3 separate regions of the Homo sapiens genome follow, and all the other regions are linked to region 1. A link is an interaction called in ENCODE POLR2A ChIA-PET data of the cell type or tissue named here. Cell type or tissue: MCF 10A. All regions are shown on one strand.

What was found. ChIA-PET counts read pairs that join two places held together with the same protein. Peaks named below come from ENCODE experiments on the same cell type or tissue, not always from the same donor. Only the 100,000 strongest peaks of a DNase experiment are listed, where the experiment ranks them.
Region 2: POLR2A ChIA-PET joins it to region 1 with 16 read pairs; 4 of 35 experiments call an interaction of 5 or more read pairs at or near these places.
Region 3: POLR2A ChIA-PET joins it to region 1 with 10 read pairs; 2 of 35 experiments call an interaction of 5 or more read pairs at or near these places.

The regions. Positions count from the first base shown.
Region 1 is chr12:26,316,242-26,324,241 of GRCh38, forward strand. It overlaps ITPR2-AS2 (ITPR2 antisense RNA 2), which reads left to right and starts at 2,683. Exons shown (of 6, transcript NR_199072.1): 1 at 2,683-2,763. LOC107984482 (a long non-coding RNA gene) reads right to left here. Exons shown (of 3, transcript XR_001749054.2): 3 at 6,679-6,954. RefSeq lists an enhancer at 2,376-2,425. In MCF 10A, no CTCF peak of the experiment used is centred here; DNase peaks (open chromatin) are centred at 2,110, 2,540 and 3,470.
Region 2 is chr12:26,109,386-26,117,385 of GRCh38, forward strand. No RefSeq gene overlaps it. Among named protein-coding and RNA genes, the nearest start is that of BHLHE41, 12 kb to the right of the region's middle. RefSeq lists a silencer at 4,775-5,124. In MCF 10A, no CTCF peak of the experiment used is centred here; DNase peaks (open chromatin) are centred at 4,936 and 5,046.
Region 3 is chr12:26,223,125-26,231,124 of GRCh38, forward strand. It overlaps SSPN (sarcospan), which reads left to right. Exons shown (of 3, transcript NM_005086.5): 2 at 1,169-1,255; 3 at 7,587-8,000. The coding sequence ends at 7,952. All of the region lies in intron 1 of SSPN-AS1 (SSPN antisense RNA 1), which reads right to left. Among named protein-coding and RNA genes, the nearest start is that of SSPN, 32 kb to the left of the region's middle. RefSeq lists an enhancer at 3,124-3,759. In MCF 10A, no CTCF peak of the experiment used is centred here; no DNase peak of the experiment used is centred here.

The DNA of each region.
Region 1 (8,000 bases):
CTCCGTGGTGGTGGGACCTACTGAGCAAGACCACTTGGCTCCCTGGCTTCAGCCCTCTTTCCAGGGGAGTGAATGGTTGTCTCACTGGGCTTCCAAGTACCACTGGGGTACAAAAAAAAACCTCCTGCAGCTAGCTTGATGTCTGCCCAAATGGCCACCCAGTTTTGTGCTTGAAACCTAGGGCCCTGGTGGCAAAGGCACTGGAGGGAATCTCGTGGTCTGCAGGTTGGGAAGACCATGGGAAAAGCGAAGTATCCGGGCCAGAGTGCACACTTCCTCACGGCACAGTCCCTCATGGCTTCCCTTAGCTAGGGGAGGGAGTTCCCTGACCCTCTGTGCTTCCCAGGTGAGGCGACGCCCCACCCTGCTTTGGCTTGCCCTCTGTGGGCTGCACCCACTGTCTAACCAGTCCCAGCAAGATGAACTGGGTACCTCAGTTGTAAATGCAGAAATCACCCACCCTCTGCGTTGGTCTACCTGGGAGCTGCAGACCAGAGCTGTTCCTATTTGGCCATGTTGCCCCCTCCTCCTCACTGTTATTTTTAATAATGAAAAAACAGAAATTGGCTGGGTGGTGGCTCCTGCCTGTAATCCCAACACTCTGGGAGGCTGAGGCCGGTGGATTGCTTGAGGTCAGGAGTTTGAGACCAGACTGGGCAACATAGTGAAACTCCATCTCTACTGAAAATACAAAAATTTGCTGGGGGCAGTAGTGCACCTATAGTCCTAGCTACTTGGGAGGCTGAGGTGCGAGAATTGCTTGAGCCTGGGAGGTCAAGATTTCAGTGAGCTGAGATCATGCCACTGTACTCCATCCTGGGCAACAGAGTGAGACCCTGTCTCAAAAACAACAACAAATAATCCAGCCATTACCTAAATGCCAAGAAATAAAAGACTGATGTATAAAAACAGGGGCCTTTGGTGTGATGGATGCATTAGCATTTACAACTGAGTTTCCTGCTCTAGCCTAACCTGCCCTGCAGACCCCTGTAAGGCCTCCCCAAGTATTTCTGGACTTCCTCTAAGTTCTCCCACAGGAACTCATAAGTCAGACTATTAGATATAATCACATGTGGAATTTGCCTTATTCTTTCTCTTTCTCCCCCTCTCCCTCCTCAGCATCCTCTACTCACAACACCTTCTGAAGGAGCCTCAGTCCTGCCATGACTGGCAGAACCTATCACGAGCATCGCCGGCATCCATGCCAACAGCTCACCTGCAAGGCTTTCAACTCTGCTGACCTTCAGAGTGTCAGAGCAGTGCCGAAGCCCAGGACATGGCTGTCATCCCTTATTCCTCCTAGCTCAAATCACCCTCAATATCCTGATAGGAACCAAATACCAGGCCATCCCGCCATTTCAGTCTCTGTCCCAAGGACTCCTCATTAAATTCCATCATCATCCTTCAGCTAACAACCAAAAGCCTTCCTGAAACACAGCCTCATGCAAATAGGTACTGAGAAAACTTCCTAGCCCCTAGTTCTGCAAACACTCACCTACGCAGTTTAGAATCAGCTAGGTTACGTGCCTGTGCATTTATATATGCAGATAAATAATACAGCAGCTATACTACAAGTAGGTGTCTCTTCAGCCTGTTTACTTTAATTTTTACATATTAGGCTCATCTCTGAATGCCCAAAAGAGGATGTAACTGATATATTCTCCTGGCAAAAGAGTCAGGAGTCATTTCCCAGCTGAGGGGATGGGTTGATGCTCTTCCATTTTCTCTTAACCCTGTGCAAATGGTGCTGGGCCATAAGAGGACATCTGGGATTCAACTCCCACTGTGTATGGCTAAGAATCAGAACAAAGTATGATGTCCACAGAGGACCTTGAGCTCACAGGCTCCATTCCAGAGAGTAATACAGGGATAGTAAACCACTGGAAGCAAAGACTCCCTGTGGAATAGCTGCAGTCATCCCCCATGCTGGCCCAGCCACCTGAGAAGAGACAGTCTTGTTAGGTTGACTTAACTATTGGTCACCTGAATTTAATTTGGCTTACTGAATTATGGATGAAGGAGACAATAATCCCCAAGAGTTGGCCAATCTTTGTCATCAGGGGTTTTCTTATGTTGGTGAGAGTGTTCTAGTACCTTAATAGGCAGCTTGAGTTTGATGCATGAGTCATAATGAATCAGATGTACCAGAGTTGTTGTTTTGATTCAGCTCAGCAGTTATGTCTTTGAATCTGAGTCTCAGATGGGCACCTGAATAGACTCATCACAAAGCTTCATTGCAAATTATACAGTGCAGGGAAGCTCAACAAATTATTCTGATTGTTTCCAGAAAGAAAAAGGAAGGCAGGATTATACAGCATTTAGTGTCACCAATTAACAAGGTCATGGGGCTGAACCACTCATTCCAAAAACTTAATATCTACAAACTCAAGCACAAGGAGCCTCTTTTAATTATTTGGAAACTGTGGGCTGCAGGGAAAGCGAGTGCTCTCAGCCTTGTGATCTGAGCAAGGTTCAGGAGCTGGAGTGGGTTTGGCTGAGTCACCACTGGCTGCATGACCCCACACACATCACCTGACCTCCACATGCTTCAGCTGGCCCGGCTGTAGAGATGAGAAAATGCAGCCGGAAGGCCCCAAGGGGCAAAAACAGCCTTCTGCACACAGCTGCCCTGGGGCAGCTTCCTGCGGCACAGTTTAGCTCTATCAGAGGCAGGGGGACCCTAGTCTGGGCCACCAAAGCAGCCTTACCTAAAAGCCACCTTTGGGAAAGGGCCTGTTTCATGCCGCAAGTGTAGGAGTATAAGTAAGTAAAACCTTTTTTAAGCCTTGAAAATACTCATATGTTTTGGTTGCATGATTTCATTTGAATGAATTTATTCTTAGTCAGGAATCAGAGGCGTACACAAATATGTATGTTCAATCATGCTCATCATAGTGTTAACTTTAGTAACGAAAAACTGAAAATTATCTAAATGTTCAACTGTAAAGCATTGTACAACAAACTATGGTACATTTTTATTTTGGAAGGTTGTATGGCCATTAAAAAATCACTAGAACAGAATAATCAATGACCTGGGAAAATGTCCACCGTAGGATAGTATATAGAGAAGGACCGTAAAACAACATTGTTAGAATAATCCAATTTGTTTTACACTATATGTACTCCCAGGTGGATAGACAAAAGCCTGGAAGGTGAGACAAGAAATTATTAATGATGTTTAATCTCTGCGTTTGGGGATTATCAGCTCTTTTTAAAATTTATGGTGCTTGCCTGTATGTTCCAATATTTTCTATCACAATGGTCATGTGTTCTTTTTGCCATAAAAATCAATTTTGAAATTCCCCGAGTTGCTGTTAACTTGGCCTGTCTGTTGCATATGGGGCCAAACTACACGCCTACCTGTGGAGCAAATGAATACAGTGACTCATCTGTGAGCTGAGGCTTGAGCAATTCCAGCCCAGGAGGCTCTCCGGCCTGGGAACAGAGTGGGATTTTTTGTCTGAGGAGGCTGAGTCTGGAAGAAGGATGACTCTGTGGGTGGTTTCCTAGATCCTCAATGCACGTGGCTTCCGGCCTTGACTCCTCCCTTAAATTCTGGGTTGCTGGCCAAGGCTGAAGAACAAATTTGCCTCAGCAGCCAACTCCTCTATGTAAGCCTGACATTTACTCTGTATCTACATAATATCTATTAAGCAACACCTGATCCTGTTCACCAGGATGTATGTTCCCAGGGAAACCTTCCTTTCAAAGTTAAGCAGGCATTCTTGGTAAGTAGCCCTAACACCTGGGAATCATGCAGTTAACTTTCCAGGCCTCAATCCTACATGAGTGTCCTGGGTTATAATAGCATGGCTGGATGGGTGGTGATCTCACCATTTTAGCCAGTGGCTCATCCTGCATGGGAAGAAAAGTTTTAAAATGGCACAGCTTCCTTTGAGAAGAGAGCCATCTGCTCCATAATATATGGGGAAGGAAAATGGTGCTTTATGAGACAATCAGAGCAAATTGGTACATCATCATGGAGCTTTCAAGGTGATATTTTCTAAAACAACATAGCCATTTTTTATTCCTCTTACCAAAGCCAAGGGGCAGTCGATAATCTCAACATTTCTGCTCTCTGCTTCAGGTGTAGGCTGTCATTGGCTTGCTTAGGTCAATAGTGGACACCAGCCTTCCCTGAGCTGACTTATTGAAGATGGCCCAAGGGCCTGGCAGGCAGTCTGAAGTACAATCTAACATTGTAACAGATAAGTCCCAGTGTGAAAGAGAGTCATATTATCTCCATTTCACACAGAAGAAACCAAAGTATGAATCCTCATCAAAATACATTTTATTGAGCACATACTTTGTGTCTGGTAACGTTTCAGGCACTGGGAAAACAGCAGTGAACAAAATAGATCAAGTCTTTGCCCTCAAAAAGTTTACATTCTTTTGAGAGTAAACAATAAGCAGAGTTTTAATATACTGGGTGATAATCAATATGAAGAAAAGTAAGGCTGAGTAAGAGGATAGAGAATAAAGGAAGTGCAATTCTATATAGAGTAACTAGGGGAGTTTTTTCTGATAAACTGATGTTTGAGCAGAGACAAAAAGGCAGGGAGGAAGTGAGCCACTTGCATCCTTGCAGGACAAATGTTTGAAATAGAGAAAAGAAGGCTGGGTGCGATGGCTCACACCTGTAATCCCAGCATTTTGGGAGGCCAAAGCAGGCAGATCACCTGAAGTCAAGAGTTGGAGATCAGCCTGGCCAACATGGAGAAAGCCTGTTTCTACTAAAAATACAAAAACTAGCTGGGTGTAGTGGCATGCGCCTGTAATCCCAGCTACTCGGGAAGCTGAGGCAGGAGAATCGCTGGAACCCAGGAAGCGGAGGTTGCAGTGAGCCAAGATCATGCCACTGCACTCCAGCCTGCAAAACAGAGTGAGACTCTGTCTCAAAAAATATATATATTAAAAAAAAAGAAAAAGAAAAGAAAAAACAGAAAAAGTGACACAGAGAAAAGAGCAAATGCAAGGCCTTGAGGTGAGAGCACGTCATGATATATTAGAGAATCAGCAAAGATGACACTGTGGCTTCAGATAAGACTCTCATCTTTGAAGGGTTCTCAGCAGAGGAGGGACACGATCTGCCTTATGTGTGCTGGGAGCGGGCACGGTCACAGATGAGAGGAGGGTAACCAGCTAGGACGCAATTGCCATAATCAAGGCAATCATGGTTGGGACCAGGCTTGAAATAATGAAGGTGTAGGAAGTGGAGCAATTTCAAAGGAAGACTTGGGTGCCATTTTAAAGAGCAAGGTCACTAACAAAAAGCACAAAAGTGTAAAAAAGTGGCATTAAATAGATAATGAAAAGGATGCTTATTTGCATCATGAGAGTTGAAACAAGAAGGTAGAATGTCTTGTCTCATCCCAGCTGGAACGTACATGTCGGGTGACTCAAAATTTTTATAGGCCTGCACGTGACTGCAATGATTATGAAAGTGCCATGAGTACTGATCTTGGGGTCACAAATAGAGTTTAGTGAATAAGAAAATTTGCAAATATGGAATTTATGAATAATGAGGACTGAACTGTCTGAAGGGTGAGAGGCCTATTATTCATGTAAGTGGAGATATGATAAATGAGAAGAAAGTTGGAGGTAGAGGCACAGATCTGGGAGTTATTGCAATGTATCTAAATCTCTATATCCTGCATGAAACTGGATGAAACCATCTTAGGAGTGTAGAAAAGTAATAGGAGAGTTCCAGAAACTGGATCCAGGGGCATTACAGCAAGAAGGTGCCTGCAAAGGATGCTGAGAAAGAGCAAATAGTAGAGTAAGAAAAAAACCAGGAAAGAGTCGTGTTTTAAGAATGATGAAGGGAGTCAGGAATGGGTCAATGCTGCTGAAAAGTCGAGTCTCATGAGATGTAAGAATGAACCTTTAGATTAGGCAAGATGAAGGGCACAGGTGATTTGGATGAATAGTTTCATTTGAACACTGGAGGTAAAAGCCTGAGTGGATCAAAGAGCAAATGCACAATTCTTTCCATGAGTTTCTTTTATTGTTTCAAAAATGCAGTTTATCGGGCCAGGTGCAGTGGCTCATGCCTGTAACCCCAGCACTTTGGGAGGTTGAGATGGGGGATCACATGAGGTCAGGAGTTCGAGAGCAGCCTGGCCAACATGGTGAAACAAACCCCATCTCTACTAATAATACAAAAATTAGCTGGGTGTGGTGGTGGGTGCCTATAATGCCAGCAACTCAGGAGGCTGAGGCAGGAGAATCGCTTGAACCTGGGAAGTGGAGGTTGCAGAGAGCCGAGATCATGCCACTACACTCCAGCCTAGGCGACAGAGCCAGACTGTGTCTCAAAAAAAAAAAAAAGCAATTTATTTACGTATTTTTAATTTTTAATTATGTTAAAAAATTTGTGTAGGTACATAGTAGGTGTATATATTTATGGGGTACATTAGATGTTTTGATACAGACATGCAATGTTAAATAAGCACATCATGAAGAATGAGGTGTCCATCTCCTCAAGCATTTATCCTTTAAGTTACAAACAATCCAATTACATTCTCTATGTTATTTTTAAATATATAATTAAGTTACCATTGGCTATAGTCACCCTATTGTTCTATCAAACAGTAGGTCTTATTCATTTTTTTCTATTTTTTTCATACCTATTAACCATCCCCACCTTCCCCCAATCCCCAACTACCCTTCCCAGCCTCTGGTAATCATCCTTCTACTCTCTGTTTTCCAGGAGTTTTGACGTAAATGAGAGAAAGAGAATAAGGTCACAACTGAAGGAGGATGTAGGATCGCAGATTCTTTTTAAAGGGGCGAGTACAACATATGTATGCTAGGGGGAATGAACCAATAGACAGGAGAACTGATGATGTGGATAGGTGAAGTCATCATTGCAGGTGGTACCTCTTCTATGACTGCAGTAACTTACTTAACTTCACATCCATTGTATGTGGTGAGTAGTGTTCCTATCTTCATCTATGGATGAGAAAAATGAAGCAAAGAAAGGTCAGAAACTGGTTCATGGGCACATGGTGATTAAGCGACAGAACCAGGATGCAAATCTGGACCTTCTGTTTCCAGAGCCTGTGCTTTCACTGCTGTGCCACACGTCTGCAACTTTAAATTCCCATCAATTCACATTTATTGATTACTTTGTATCTAGCAGTCACTAGCCAAGGTTGAATGGCGAGAGGAAGAAAGAGTGAAATCCCAGCCTCGGGCCTTTTTTTTTTTTATCACTCTCTTGGAAACATCACACTTTGCCCTCAAAGACAAGCTAGAGAGAAATGCTGCTGCTGCAGTTTGAGTGATGCCCATGAAGTCAGGGTTATTGCCAATACCTGATGCTTCCAGAATGTGTCTCACCTGCAGAAACACTGAGAGGTCAATTTTGAAGCACATGGGAAATAAAACTCATTCTTCAGGGTCATTCCCAAATCAAGAATTTAATTAATCTTCTCATAAACTTCTCCCACTCTTATTTTGATCCCACAGGAGAGATTTCTGAGAAAATAGCTCAGCTTTTCCCAACCAAAATGTATGCAGCTTGGCATTCCTTTGGACCCTGTCTACAGTGGTTAAATAAATCACTTGTTGCTAAACAGAGCAATTTATTCCCCTGACATCTGCATGGCCCTCTTGGTTTATTTTAAAATATATCAACTAACTTGCCACAGCTGCCATTGCTTTTAATGTGTCTGACACATCCAATTTCAATAGCTCAATGAAAATGTCATGCGATAAAACAGAGAGAGGCAGACAGAGAAGGTGATGAGAGTCGATGTGCAGACACACCCTTGGAAAGCAAGCAACAAAAACACTTGTTCAGGTGGGATTCAGGAAAGGGTCTTCCTGCCAGTAGTTTGGGAAATTAATTATATTACATAGAAACATCTCTTTTTATATATTCATTTTTAAAATGTTAATTCTCCATATTTGTTATTTTTACCAATAGAATCTACTCACTCTCCCCGCTATTTCACATCAAGTAGAACCTGCCTGGCTAGTGTTCTTAATTTTTC
Region 2 (8,000 bases), 210 kb before region 1:
CAGGAATGCGATGATGAATGAACAACAGATCTCTCTTAACAGAGGTCCAGACTTGTTACATGCGGCGGATAGGGAAGTTTTAACAGGTAGTTTCAATGCATCACCAACGGCACAAGTGGAAGCCTTGGCTTTGAGCAGGAGGAGGGTCACATTTCCTCTGCAGCTGGAAGGAAAGTGAGGACACGGGAGGAGGAAAGCAGGGAGGGCTGAAAGCTGGGGAAAGCATGACCATTGGCAGAATTTTCTTGGTGAAATAGGGGTTTTCCTGAGAGAGAGGAGTCTGGAAATAAGCCGAGGTCTTGGGTAAGTGGGAGAGAGAGGTCTGGGAGGGTCATAAGGAAATTCGAGAAGGAGCTAAGAACAAGTAAACAGTCTGACAGACAGCAGTGCAGGCCAAGCGAAGGCTGGAGGTGGTGCCAATCTGCCTGACAGGACTGTTAGGGCGTCCAGGTGCTGGAGACATACACAATTAATTACAATACAATGTGAAGAGTCTCAATGTGACAGGATGATTTACTGAGACGTTACTCTCTGTCTGTTCTCCTTGCATTTCCCCCCTCAACCATTTTCAAGAATGGCTCTGGGGCTAGTTACATCAGGGGAGTTTTGAAGCAAACCTCCTACCAGGCCCTTTATTTTTTTCTTTTTTATAGCAGAGGTCTCAAAGCAGCCTTCTCCAGATTGAATAATACTTTAACAGATAGATTTCATTTGTAATGAATAGTGTTTTGAAGTTTTCAAAAATAATTGCCAACATTTTGAAAGTAGATTTCACATAAAATCTAGATTTCAGCTTTTCCTGGAAAAATTGGATGATCTCGCAATACTGGGCCTACGTTTTCACCAGGCTGCAATTGCTTGGAGCTGAGTAATGTCTGTCCCTTTTAAAGGAGGCGCAACCTCCAGTTCACTCTGGTCCCTACCATTTTCTCTGCCAATACCATTCATTCAGGTTAGCTGCCTGGTCTCTGCAGCCCTCTCTAAATAAAGCTGGAAATTATGTTAGGGGGAAGGAGTGGAGGCAGAAGCAATAAGCAGTGGGGCACAGGTGTGCAGCTCCTTGGGCGTGGCAAAGCCCAGGAGGGGAATAGGGACACAATGCCCCAAAGGCCTAGGACTTCCAGCATCAGCAAAGACTCCTACCTAGAAAGTGACAGAGAAGGCAAGGATACCAAACAGCAGGCTCTGACACTGACAATTATCTAGGGCAGTCTGAGAAAGAAGGGGTCCTTCCCCTGGTTCCTGAAATCCCGAGTCCTTGTGAAAATCCTAGAGAGTTTGGGGAGGGGAGGGGGACAGGAGAGTCCACAATGACTGAGATCATTTTCCAACAGCCCTTGGGGAAGTAGCGTGAAGTCAGACTTAATGAGAGAAAATAAGAATATCCATCACTTCTTGTACATGCACGTTTGTGGAATAAGATGTTAAACATCAAAATGGAGATTTAAAGAAAGGGCTAAGAGTAAAGAAGTGGGTGAGGTTAAGTTTTGACTAAAATAGTTATGGAAGTTTTCACAGAGGAGGTGCAATTTGAGCTGAGTTTTGAAGGATGAGTAGGAGGTATCCAAATGTAAGTTAATCTACCTAAAGACAAACATTTGAGAGTGCAAAGCATATTCAGGGAACTTGCAGTAGTTCCGTGCAACTAGGCCATTAGATGCTCATCTTTCGGTGGGGGAAAACAGGACAAGGAAGGAAATGGAAGAGAGTGAAACCAGAAGGGAAGGTTTAAGCCTTCACACATTCTTCATGACTGTATGAAGTATACTATGCTTTAGTATACCTTCTGTGTTTAGAAAGTTAATTGACTGGGCGCGGTGGCTCACGTCTGTAATCCCAGCACTTTGGGAGGCCAAGGCGAATGGACCACAAGGTCAGAAGTTCGAGACCAGTCTGCCCAACATGGTGAAACCCTGTCTCTACTAAAAATACAAAAATTAGCTGGGCATGGTGGCAGCGCCTGTAATCCCAGCTACTCGGGAGGCTGAGGCAGGAGGAATTGCTTGAACCCTTGAACCCGGGAGGCGGAGGTTGCAGTGAGCCGAGATCGTGCCACTGCACTCCAGCTCTGTGGGACTGAGCAAGACTCCATCTTGGGGGAAAAAAAAAGAAACAAAGTTAATTGTGCTGGCTGTGTGTTCAATGCTTGGGGAAAGGGAGATTGGACAAAGGCCGTTAAGTAGGCTCTTGCAACAGTCCAGGTGAGAGTTGATAAGGGTTTGAATAGTCACTGTGGGAATGGAAAGGCGGGTTTGGATTTCAATAGTCATTTATTGAGTACTTACTGTGTGCCAGGCATTGTGCTAGGTGCTGAGATTACACAAATAAATACTGAGCCTTGCTTTGAAGAAGCTCATTGATTAAGGGACAAAGATGACCACACCTGGTAGAGCCAGCCTAGAGCTGAAGCAGCTGAGACTGTCAAGCCTTAGTCTCATGTGTTGTACATTCCATCATGGGTCACATTCTGAGGGTCTGTTTCCACACAGGGGTTGGGGCCATCTAAGAGGTGAGATACAACCTACCTTGCAAGTTTTGAAACTCATTTCTTCCTCTACAGGGCTATTACAGCTATTCTTGCTGACTAAAGGGATCAAATGATCAAAATCTCCTTTAATTTTCAATTTTACAGAAGGAACTTCTCTAGATGAGCAATTTTTTAGACATGGTAACTTGCAATCATTTGGACTAAGGTGAAATTGAATTAACTCTATTGTTAAGGGAACTCCATTAATGCTTCATCACTGTTTCCAATAAGCTTCCGAATCAGGCTGAATCTTTTCCCACTTGCAGGTATAAGATGTTCACTGCCTTTGCCTCCTTACCACTTGCTGACTTCTCTATGTAGTTTATTCTTTGGATCACACAGTGCCTGGGACATAGGTGTTCAGTAAGAGTGGAGGACATGGGTTCGTAACACGCAATGTGATGCTTTGAAAAGTTGTGCGCTGTTATCTTTGGAGGCGATCAAACTGAACTAGTTGCTAGAAATGTTCATTCATCCAGAAAATATTTATTGAGAGTCATACATATTTATTTACAAAAGGCCATGTTTATTTACTTATTTATTGCCAGACACCATTCTTGCATTGCACAAAGCAACGAACCAAACTAAGTCCCTGCTTATCCTAGTGAGGTGGACAAGCAATAAACAGATTATGAGTGTGTATACACACACAGTACATCGTTGTAATGACAGGTGATACCTGCTATTTAGAAAAACAAAACAGTAAAAATAAAGGATGATGTTGGTGGGGAGGAAGCATTTTATACATTGCCTATGGGTTGCTCGGGGAAGGCCTTTCTAAAGAACGGTATTTGAAAAGAGACTTACAAAACATGGAGAGAAAAGGTGACGGAATTGGCTTTCCAGATATCTGGGGACCCAGTCTTGCAGGCAGAAGAAGGAAAAAATGCAAACATTCTGGTAAAGAATCAAGCCTGTCCTGCTGGAAGACCAGCAGGGAGGCTAGTATGAAAGGAGTGAGGAAAGGGGAGAAGAAAGAGGAGACCGTGAGTAGGAATTGATAGGATTAGAGATCCAGCCCTTTCACCTGACATTCTTCCTAAGGGCCAACTGAAAAAATTTCATGCTGAGGGAGAGGATGACTAATTGTCGTAAATAATCATTGTGTTGGCAAATGCCTGGGAAGCTTTGAGACTTTGCTAGGAGTCGTAAACATCACGAGCGGTGATGAACTTGCCTGTATGATCGCTGCTGTATCTCCAACGCCTGGCACATATAGAAGCTCAATATATATTTGAGTGAATGTTTGAAGTTTATCTTTGCTTTTTCAACCTTTCAGAATATTAATGACTAAACTGTCTCGTGCAAACGGTCTAACGTGGTGGGGGGCCGCGGGGAGGAAGTGCAATTGAAACTCAACCTATAGGACATTATGCATACATATCATTAACAGACAAACAACAAACAAAGGATGCCTTGTGCTTTGTTAATGTCTGTTAGCTTCCAGCAGCCTGTCTCCAGGGTGGCACTCACTGTGCCATTTAGACTGGAGAGATTACAACCATTCTGTAATGTCTTAGCAAATACTGGCACCTGACCTGTCCAGATATTTCTGGCAACGTCTGAGATCTTTTTCCATCACATGACCAAAGCCATATTTGCAGAGGGTAGTGGTACTTCTCTACTTTTGCAACACCCTTGGGTATACTCAGTTATCTAAAAGACACCATGAACTCCAAATTACTCCAAAGTAATTGTTCATTTTAGGCTGTTTATAAACAGGCATGTTTCAGAAAGTGTTACAAAATCAACGTGGTCACTTCCAAGAGTGAAAGTGTTAGATGACCAATTTGCCCAAAAGGGGTTTGTAAATAACTAGATGGTAATTTACCAAAAAAAACCCAACCAAACAAACAAACAAAAAAAAAACAACAAATCCATCCCCCGGCCCCTGGCTACATTAGTTTCCTTCATTTTACTGCACCATGCAAAATCCGTTCGTGCCATAAAATCACTTCTCTTACTTTACACCTTGAACGGAAAGTCCCAGTGTATTTCATCACAATTAAACAAATCGCCTAGTACTTAATTAGTGGGAATTCAATTTGCAAAACTCCACGTGAGCCCAGTGAAAAGATGTAATGCCTCAGACAGCCGGTACTGCGACACCTCGTTTGCCCAGAACTCTCCTCTGGCACTTTCTCCCCACCCCCACCCACCACCTGGGGTTTTCCCCGCAAGTCCTGGCCCGGGGCCTGGACCTGCTGAGGTCCCGCCCGGCCGCGGCCCGCTCTAGACCGGAGTTCCCGCCCCAAGGCCCTTCTGAGGCGGGTGTCGACCTTCGCGTAACCCGCGCCCAGGAGGGCCGCTCGGAAACTGCTGTGTCAGAATGGTTTGAGGAGTCCCGAGTCAGAGCCAGCTTTAATTCGGGAGGGATGACTACCCAGGGCTGGCCCGCGGAGACGCAGCCGGGAAGGGTGTGGTGCAGCTGTCGGGAGAGCGCGCCCGGGCCCGGCCGCCTCGGCTCCGCCCTCGGCCCCACGGTCCCCCATCCCGCCGCCCGCCAGCGCCCCGGGGCCAGCGTCTGGAGAACTGTGGACGCGCACGCGCGTAGGACGGCGAGCAGGCCCCGCCCCTCCCCGGCCCCCTCTCACGTGCTGCTCAGCGTGCGCCCAGACATGTGCGGGCACACGTGACAGCGCCGCGTCCGGCCCCGGTTCCCTAACCCCGCGCGGCTGTACTTTGAACCCAGGCGTGGGAGACTGGAGCAGGGAAGGGAGGAAGGAAAACCAGGCGGGGAGGCCGGCCTCGGGGAGAATGATATCATCTGCAGCTTTATCGCTAGGCAACCTAAGAATGCTTTTCCTCTCTCTCCAATCCTAGAGCCCCTTGAAGAGCTCAAGGCTGATGACATTATTCCCCCCTCCTTTCCCTCCAACCCCCCATGCAGCGCTCAAACGGTGATTCAAGGAGCAAGGGTTGGTTTACTAGTTTTAAAATGAGGATCTTAGCAGGCACAGTTCAGAAATCGATCCATTATCGCGCCCACTTGGGTCTGCAGAGGCCTTCGGGGGTGCCTGCAGTCAGGTGCCTCTCTGGTCATACGCGGTTTACACAACCACGATATGGCTAGGCAGATAGATAAGCCTTGTTCAAGATAATATGTATTTGAAAACTAAGTCCTGCTTAAGGTGTCTTAGAATCCTGTGTCTTTATAATACTATAAGGGTTTTTCTGGTTGCTCTGAGTTACAGGTCGCCAGGAGTTGGGTCAGACTGAAGTCCCCCTGTTACAGCTAATTTTCGAATCACAGTGAGGAAGCCGCAAGGCCGCATATGGAAGCAACATGTATTAAACTATCTGGCAGATACTCAATATCTCTGTTGTGCAGCACATAATATTCTGTGTGCACACCCATATGGAAAAGGCTCCAAAATTGAAACCTTAGCTAAAGTTCACAGTGCCCTAAAAATACTCTATATAAAAACTGTAGCACATGGCCCTCTCTCCAGCTTGCTGGATTCTAGAGGTTCTCTCTGACCAGCTTCATAGGTTATTTTGGTCCTAGATCCCTTCTGTTATAGAGAACCTCTAGGGCACAACCAGGACCACACAGGTATAGAGGGGCAGAAAGCCCACCGTTATGTGGAGACTTCCAAACTAGGAAAGGCACATTTCTGGATGTCTCCAAAGTGAGTGGATGATGGAATAGTATGGTTATTTGTAGGAGACTTTGAAAATTATTTCCCTAGAATTTCATCTCTCTCAAAATTATTGCATGCTCTATGCCATAATTTAGCAAGATTATTATGGTGATAATCTTTCCTTCTCCACCAGCAAGTATACTCTGCCTTTGAGGATCGCACATGGGCTAGCTCAACTCATTCCATGAGAAAACCTTAGCCTGTCCCTCCCCATTACTAAAACTATGGCATAAAAGTATAAAGAGCACTAGACTCAGAACCAAAAATCCTGGTTCTCTTACTGAGCTCTATGACCTTGGACTAGTTCTTTGCCTCAGCTTCCTCCCAAAGGTTTTTGAAAATCAGGCCTTAGGATGCCATGTTTCCCTCTAGAACTGCTCAGTCTCTCTCACTCCCTTACTCGAAGGGAAAGAAGTCACCATTAGTTTCTTTTGTAAAACAGATAGATGGAGGAGGTGAGACAAAGAGCTGCTCATGAGGTACTGCTTTCGTTCCCCTACCACATGAGATATGATCATGCTCTGAATACTATCATATCTCACTTCGCAGCAGGAAATATCGTGACTCCCTAGTCCCAGCCCATGGTTCAAATCCTCAGGAGGCGATTTTGGTGAGAGCCAGCATAGCAGTCACGCTCTAAAGAGACTGGCAAGTTAGGAAATCCTTGCTTAGACCTCAAGTCAAATATAGCCAATTAAACTGTACTGCAGCTTATTGTAAATGGCACTTTTTAAAGTTTAATTTCCAGTTGTTCATTGCTAGTGTATAAAAATACAATGTATATTTGTTTATTGATGTTTTCTTCTGTAGCTTTTCTAAATTCTTGTATTTGTTCTAGTAGGATTTTTTTTTGGTAGATTGATTCCCTATGATTTATGTACCTGATAATGTCATCTCTAAATAAAGAAAATTTTACTATAAAAACGTAAATAAAGTGTAGTGCAGCTTAGCACGGGAGCAGGGTCGGCCAGAACCTTCTCTTTGGAGATGGCCTCATGCCCTTATTGTGCTGCCGTTCCTTCTGTAAAACCCAGCTACTTCTCACCTAGGCCTCCTCACTTGGATGTAATTAGTAGCTCCCACCCCCACCACAGCAGTGTATCCATCCCTGGATAACACTTACTGTGTTGCAATGTAATTTATTTTAGTATAGGTCTATCACCCACACTAGACTCTGAGATCTTCAGAGGTTAATCTTTGATTCTCTAGCACTTACCATGGCACCTCACATACAGCAAGCAAAACAAATATCTGAATCCCCACACCATTTATTGAATCCATAAACTCAAGAAGAAAAGGAATATGCTGTAATCGATGAGGAGTCTGAAACCTCTCACCATGGGTGTGTCTAAATTCAGAGGCAGCATCTGGACCTACACACCCATCCTGCCAGTTCCCCAGAATACTTTTGCATTCTGCCGGCTGCCCAAGAAGTCCAATACCCAGAGGCAGGGGAGGTTACATACTAGAAGCAGGAGCCAGAGTCATCCTTAAATCAAAATGCTGAGTCAGTTTCACTAGTGGCCCTCCCTCCCCTATTCTTAGCAACTAGAGAGAGGTGTTCATCTAATCAAATAACTTATTCCTGACATGCAAATTTGTTTATTTTGTGGTTAGTTGTGGGCTAAAACCATTAGCAAGTTGCTTTTATTTTTATGTAATAAAATGATGGCAAAATATATAACGTATTTGAAGGCATTTGCATAAGTAATCTTGAAGGCATTTGCATAAGAAGCATCGCTGAGAATCTGGAAGTTAAAGGAAATAAAAAAGCTGAGAATCTATCTGGAAGTTAAAGGAAATAAAAAAGGTCACAGATTCTACAAATT
Region 3 (8,000 bases), 93 kb before region 1:
CCTGCTCAGAAATTTTCAAGGGAGTACCGCTACTTACTAAATCCATCCCGTATCCCCAGATATTCATCCTACCCTTTTTGCTCTATATGTTTTTTGTTTTTTTGAGATGGAGTTTCGCTCTTGTTACCCAGACTGGAGTGCAATGGCACAATCTCAGCTCACTGCAACCTCTGCCTCCCAGATTCAAGCGATTCTCCTGCCTCAGCCTCCCGAGTACCTGGGATTACAGGTGTGCACCACCACGCCTGGCTAATTTTTGTATTTTCAGTAAAGACGGGTTTCACCATGTTGGCCAGGCTGGTCTCAAACTCCTGACCTCAGGTGATCCACCCGCCTCGGCCTCCCGAAGTGTTGGGATGACAGGCATGAGGCACCGCACCCGCTTATATGTCATTGTTTTAAACTATGGGTGTGCATTTGCTGTTCTTTCAGCACATTCTTTGTGCAGCCCTTCCTCTGTGCTATTGCTTATGGTGCTGCTTTATCCCAAGCTACCTGATTTGAATCCGGGTTCCAAAGAAAAGGCTTTGTGCCTTTTCTTTCTTACTTACAATATGAGAATCATAATATCACCTACCTTATAGGATTTTGTAGCAATTATAGGAGGGAATACAATATAAAACAATTACAGGAGGAATACAATATAAAGCCCTTAGAAGAGCTCTAGCATGTAGTAAATATTCAGCTAATGTTAGTAATCATGTTTCATTTCTTTCAAGGACCATTTCAAATCCGTGTCGTAATGGAAGCCTTTTATATCGCCCAACTCAATGTAATTTCTTCCTCTTTTTGTACTTCTTTGAATAATATTTAACATGAAATGTCCTGCCTTAGAATTTGGTGTGCATTCATTTTGGCTTTCACCGGATTGTAAACTGATGAACACTGAGTAAACTTTATTCATCGTCATATACTCTGAAGGATCTTGTATAGCACCTGGCATATCAAAAGAACTTAGTAAATGCTGGCTAAGTGGAAATCAATTGATTTTTACTAATTTTAAAGTGGTTTTCCACCAGTTGAAAGAAAAACACAGTACATAAAGATAAGTAAAAGAAACGGACAGCTTTATAACATGGATGTGACTGCAGGAAGATACTGAGACTGATGTCATTTGAACGCACAACGTACCCTGATAACATCCTTTCTTCTGTGTTCTCCCTTGCAGGTCTGCTTAGTGGCCTATCTTGGCTTGTTTATGCTTTGTGTCTCATATCAGGTTGACGAACGGACATGTATTCAATTTTCTATGAAAGTAAGTTGTGATTGTTCTTTCTCTTTTATCATCACATAGAAAGAAATCCAAGTACAAAATAAAGGAGTGCCTTCTTAAGGGGTTGCATATCTGATTAGTCTAGAAATTGCATTTTTAGGCAGGCCAAAAAATGTTTTAAGAGGGCATTGATCCAGACCTCAAAGGTAATGCTGATTTTTTTTTTAAGTCTTAATTTCCATGAACTGGGTTGGCCTGGAGGATATGAAGTCTGTCCTTCAGTGCCCTTAAAAGGAATATTGAAAATTCATCAGTTCAACAAAACACTTGGCCAGAAAAAAGGTATCTCTTTCAGTGCCCACTTCCATATCTCGGGGGTTATTTGGGATATTTTAATAATGAAGCAGTCTAAGTGTATTTCCTCTTGTAGGTGGGATCACTGAGACAGAAAAAGTACATTGGGCGCATCCAAATGCTCTGTGCCAAGACTCTCAGGGCAAAGTGGGGGACGGGTGATGGGATATGCGTGGTTTGGCAAGCGTGTGTGTCTTTCATTTGTGTGTATCTTTTTTCTGTTAGGGACAGTGCATTTGGCTGGAGCCAATTCAAGTACACAGCATTTTCACTGCACAACAGAATCTACTCCAAAGGGAAGCAAAGACACTACCTTTCAGAGTATAAGGACATAGACATAGAACTTAGCAATCAGAGCTAGTAGAAAGCAAATTCCTTCATTTTCTCTCAACTACTATAGCAAATAATACAAAGCTATCTTTAATCTTTTTTTTTTTAATTTGGTCCACTAACATTGTTTTTTCTTCTACAAGAAAACATATAAAAACTGGATTTTTTTGTTCACTACAATGAGAAAACATCAGACATAAAAGTAAGTGAATGACATTATTTGAAAGTTACTAAGGTGAAAAAAATAAGGTGTGTTGGAAGATTCCAGTATAATTGAAGCTGTTGACATAAAAAAGCAAAGGGATGATATCTTTTAAAATCATGCTATAAAAAGTAATTAATAGATACAAACATTTACATTATAATAACTAATTTTAAAAAGCTGGTTACACAAAATGTATGATATTATCCTACAGAAAAAATAAAAGCTCTTAATGAGCATAGAAAATACAATTATCTATGAGTGGTGGGATTATATTTGCATTTTGCAGTTTTTCTCTAATTTTGAAATGTTCTCCAATAGTTATAACTTTTCTAAGTAAACAGTTAATAGATACTACTTTTTTAAATGATGAAGTTAGAATTTTGGTGGATATGCCTTCATTTGGAAATTATACTTTTCTGTCTGAGGACTTTCCTTGAAAGAAGGCCAGATAGAGTAGACATCAGTCTATGTTTACTATTTGTTTGGAGAGGTTTGACTAAACAGCAAGGCTTGGTGATTAAAAAAAAAAAAAAAAAAAAAGCCAGAAAGCTTAGTAAGAAATGGCCTGTTAAATTACAAGAACTTCATCCAGTAGCTGAAGAACACCCCAAACTAGGTTTTTATTAGTTTATGTGAAATACCCTCATTTTCCCCCCAGATGATCCCAGAAAACAGCAGAGTCAAAAGCATCAGCTTAAGAGAGACCCCAATGCCATCTCAGCATCTGCACCTTAGTTAAAATAGGGAGTAAGAGAAAAAAAATAGAAAAAAAAAAAAGTCACTGCCAATGTCAGCCAGGTTGAGGATTCCCCACTAGGAAGATCTCATTAGCTACCTCTTTTTTTCCACCCGTGACAGGCATTGGCAAATACTGAGGCACTTTCCTCTTCTCCTGAACGTGACCTTTCTTGATGCTTGCTGCTAGCTCTCTAAGGTTGCATGCTACATTATCTTCAGGTTGAAAGTGAGCTTCAGCCCATCTCCAGATTTTCCAATGACACAACAGGGGACAGCTGACTTCCCTTATGCTTCTCACACTACTGGGGGGGCGAAGGCATAACATGCATCTTCATAGGGCGTTTCTCATCAGCATAGCCGCATTTTGGTGCCCCCATCTCGGGACCCTGGCCTAAGCTTTGTTAGAGGATTTATTTCCTCCTGTTGAATGCCCAGATAGCCAGGACAAGCAAACGGGCCATGATGACAGTCTCATTGTAGTCCACACGTGCACACACACGCACCCTCCCTTTCGCTTAGAGAAAATAGCCACGGGCTCTTTTTTTTTTCTCAAGCTGGGACAGCCCTCTGGGGGTTCGGGGATTGGGGGTAGGGTCCCTTCGCAGGCCCTCGATGCCACCAGCGCGTTCCTTTTTCCTCCCTGGGCTTTGCCTCTCTGCCTCTGGGCTTGGCTGGGCATCGGCTGCAGGTCGCGCTTCCTGCCTTTCCTAGTGGCCTGACTTTCTCAGGGCTCCCCTGGAGGTTCGGAAACGTGTCGGGGGCATGTGCCTGCGGAAACATTCCAGGGCACGTTCCCTCCTGCCCACATCCAGGAGGCCCCTGGGCTGCTTGCGGCAGCCTCCTCCCGAGCAGTGCGCTGCAGAAGGGCCCTTCCCGTTCAGGCCACCGGGGAAGGTAATTAAATTGGAGCAGAAACACCCTCCTCCCGAGGTCACCGAACGTGAAAGCTGCAGGCCGGGTACCAATTAAAGGCAGCGAGCGAGCGGAGACGCGCCCGGGCGCTGCTGTTACATAAGCGCCCGGGGCCACCGCGCCTCCGCCCGCTGCGCAGCGCCGGGCTGATGGGCTGACACCCGCAAGACAGATGCCTCCCGCGCCGGGCTTTTATCAAGATATATTTGCTCGGATTCTCAAGGTCATCGTAAACACTCTTCCTTATAGTGTATTCGTGCCATGTAGGTAAAACAAGCCACTTGATTTTAAATTACAGATTCTAACCCAGAAGCTTGTTGCTGTCAGATGAGTTAAAAGCCATGAAGGAAAAATGCCACAGCGCTGCAGATAAAGCCTGCAGGCTTTAGGGGGGATCGAGTATATATTTATGTCTTAAAATGGATAAGAAACTTGATTCCGTGGCTTTCTCTAGTTTACTTGGCCTGATGCTTTCCGGAGTGGGAGAAGCCGAGTCACTAAAGTGTGAGATAGATACGCACGATATAAATTTATTCATACTCAGAGAAGCTAAGGGGCATGGTTTTTCTTTATGTTCTCTTTGGGTTCTAGCATAAACGGTTTAATTAAAATTGAGCAACCACTGTGTTTGTGTAAATGTTTACATCCTTCCTACAAGCCAAGAATGCATTGTTACTCCCACATGACAAAATAAGACAAAAGCAGTCGAATTAATATCCTCAGTCCTCAGAACTGGCAGCTCTTTCCATCCCTACTAATTTGCTTATTATTTCACAAATACTTAAATAGGCTCCTGTATACCAGACGCTGTTCTAAGTTCTTTACAGACATCAACTCTTTTGATCCTTGTAATTATCCTGTGAAGTAGGTGCTATTATGATCATCATGCCAAGTTTACAGATGAAGAAGTACAGGTGCACAGGGATTGATGAATTTGCCCAGGGACCATGGCTAGTGAGGGGAGAACCTGACTCCCTGGTTCACGCTGTTAATCATCAGCCAGTACTGCTGCGCACTTGTTAAATGGTCTTGGGCACATCTTTTAATCTCTGAGCCAAAAAGTCATCTTTTAAAAATAGACAAAATTCCCATTTTCAGCAAATGGATTTTTGTGACTATCATGAATGAGTAAAATCTTTTTCAACTATTTGAATTATTTGCAGATTGAGAATGAGGGATTATTGTCATTGCTTCAAGATATTGCCCAACAAATGTTACAGAAAATTGCTATCTAAGGAGCTTGGTGCGGTGGCTCATGCCTGTAATCTCAGCACTTTGGGAGGCTGAGTCAGGAGGATCACTTGAGGTCAGGAGTTCAAGACCAGCCTGGGCAAAATGGTGAAACCCTGTCTCTATCAAAAAAAATACAAAAATTAGCTGGGTGTGGTGGCACACACCTGTAGTCCCAGTTACTCAGGAGGCTGAGGCATGAGAATCGCTTCAACCCAGGAGGCAGAAGTTGCAGTGAGCTGAGATCAAGCCACTGCACTCTGTCTCAAAAAAAAAAAAAAAGAAATTGCTATTTAAGGATGTATGTATGTTAGAGGTAGGAAGGTTATCACAAGACCCCCGCCCCCAACTTCCATCCATTGTTGGTGATAAAACAGGTAGAGAAAACTCCATTTGGGGCCATTCTACTAAGCAGATGACTACCAGGTGGGAAATGATCACTTTAACCTGGGCCTTCCCTGGTTAAAATCATAGATATACCATTGTTCCCAGAGCAAACTGTTCCCAGTTCTCTGCTGGCTGTACTGGGAATACAGCTACGATGGGTACACACACACACACACACACAGAACATGGTCAAGACAGTTTAATTTGGCTCTTGGCACCAAGAGTTTGAAGTCAGTAATCAAGCCTGAATATTTCAGAACAACCCAGAATTGTTCAAATATTCTTCCCCATTGGTTCTACAAAATAAATCCATATTTTTAGGCTAAAAACTCCAATTTTTGCATAAAATGTAGTCACTGAAAATATTGAGGGCCAGACGAAGTGGTTCACGGCTCTAATCTCAATACTTTGGGAGGCTGAGGTGGGAGGATCACTTGAGGCTTGGAGTTTGAGACCAGCCTGGGCCACATAGCAAGACTCCATCTCTTAAAAAAAATTTTTTTTATGATGGTACCACTTTGTATATATCTGGTTCCCTTCCTCCAAGGAACACTAATATTGAGTATAATCATTGTTATGTCCCTGAGATATAAGATGTTTCTATAAACTGTTTCACAGATGAAGATACTTAGGTTACATCTGACAATCCTTTAAATGATTTGAAGAGGAAAAAGAATGTGTGTTTAAGATCTCTTTGATGAAAAGATCTAAAGAATCCATGATACTAATTAAGATGTATTAAGAAAAAAATGGCTTTAACTAATTCTACGCTCTTCCAGTGACCTTAGATAGACAGTCAAGCTGTATGTAATCCCTGATGGATTCCCTTACAGGCAAACCAGAGATAAGCTTAGGGCACCAGCAACCAGTATGTACACCCACACCCACACATACATGCACACATACCACTCAAGAAAAAGAAAAAGTAAAAATGTAAATACAGCATTCCAAATTTAAGACTTGAAAACACTTGAAATCATCACTGTGTGGAACACACTCATTTGGAGGACTTTTGTACACATATTTTGTAGTGTCACATATATGTTTTAATTTTGAATTATATATAAGGGAAGGTGGGGGAAGGGCATCATCTTCTCAGAGCTACTTTCCTCTGAACCTGGAAATGACTGGAACTAATATTACTTTGTGAAGTGTCCATTTACCAGAATTGTTCTCTGTAGAGAGCAACTTTTGACTGTGGTAATGTAATTCTTGCACTAAGAACTATGTGTACTAGTCTCAAAAGCTGGGGACTCTGAGCCTTACCTAGAGTCTCAGCAGGTGGACCATTAAGATTAACATTTCTAGTAGGTGAGTTCAATCACAAAAATATTTCTTGTTCCATAGATTTTATTGTGGCCATGTCAGTGAACACCCACAAGTTTTGCTCAGAATATTTTAGGTGTAAGCTAAATCCCTAAATTGTTCAGAGTTCCCACAGCCCTGTAGCAGCAGAGCGAGAACTTTAACCAGACTTTTTCAATCCCAAAGCTAATCTGGAGGCCAACAGTGTTCAAAACCTTGGTGACTGAGGAACCATTTAGAGTTTTTTCAGGCTCAGGAATCACATGGTCGTTGTTGGGCTTGGGGTAAGTTTCACAGGCGATGAAGCTGACGTTGAGTCACTTGACTTCTGGAGCCATAATTTATTTTCTCCCAGCAACCTCCTACTGGGGATTCTCATGTTTATGGATACAGTTTGGCAATCACTACATTGAATGTAGTCTTTTAAAAAAATTAACTTATGCTATTAGTTGACCCATCATTGCTAATTTTGGCCCACACAGTGTTTGCATTACAAAAACCTGTTCTTTACTTCCTAGTCTTGTTTCAGTCTTAATATCAGAAGTTCTTGAGTTCAAAATAAGCACAACATGTCATCCAGGGATGGCTAGCTTGTTTGGGATTCATCTAAACTGCTGGCAATATCTAGACAAAAACATTCCACAGTCCAGCTAATATGGTTGTCACAACTCTTGAAAAGGGCCCAACATCTGGATGGCAAGTGAAAATGTGATCAGGGTTTAAGAACTACCCACTAATAAATAAACATGGAGCTATTTCCATGTCTTGGGTGTTGTGTTTCTAAGAAGAGACAGCCTTTCCATCAGAAAATTTCTGGGAGGGAAGAAAAAGAACAGTTTTGATGAATTCGCTTTGCAAATCATCATCCAATGTTCTTTGTAACCAGAAAGGTTTTCTTCTGCTTTCTTGCAGCTGTTATACTTTCTGCTGAGTGCCCTGGGCCTGACGGTCTGTGTGCTGGCCGTGGCCTTTGCCGCCCACCACTATTCGCAGCTCACACAGTTTACCTGTGAGACCACACTCGACTCTTGCCAGTGCAAACTGCCCTCCTCGGAGCCGCTCAGCAGGACCTTTGTTTACCGGGATGTGACGGACTGTACCAGCGTCACTGGCACTTTCAAACTGTTCTTACTCATCCAGATGATTCTTAATTTGGTCTGCGGCCTTGTGTGCTTGTTGGCCTGCTTTGTGATGTGGAAACATAGGTACCAGGTCTTCTATGTGGGTGTCAGGATATGCTCCCTCACGGCTTCCGAAGGCCCCCAGCAAAAGATCTAACATTCTTGCTCAAAGTTGCGAGAGAAAGTAGCACATGGAGTAGCTGAG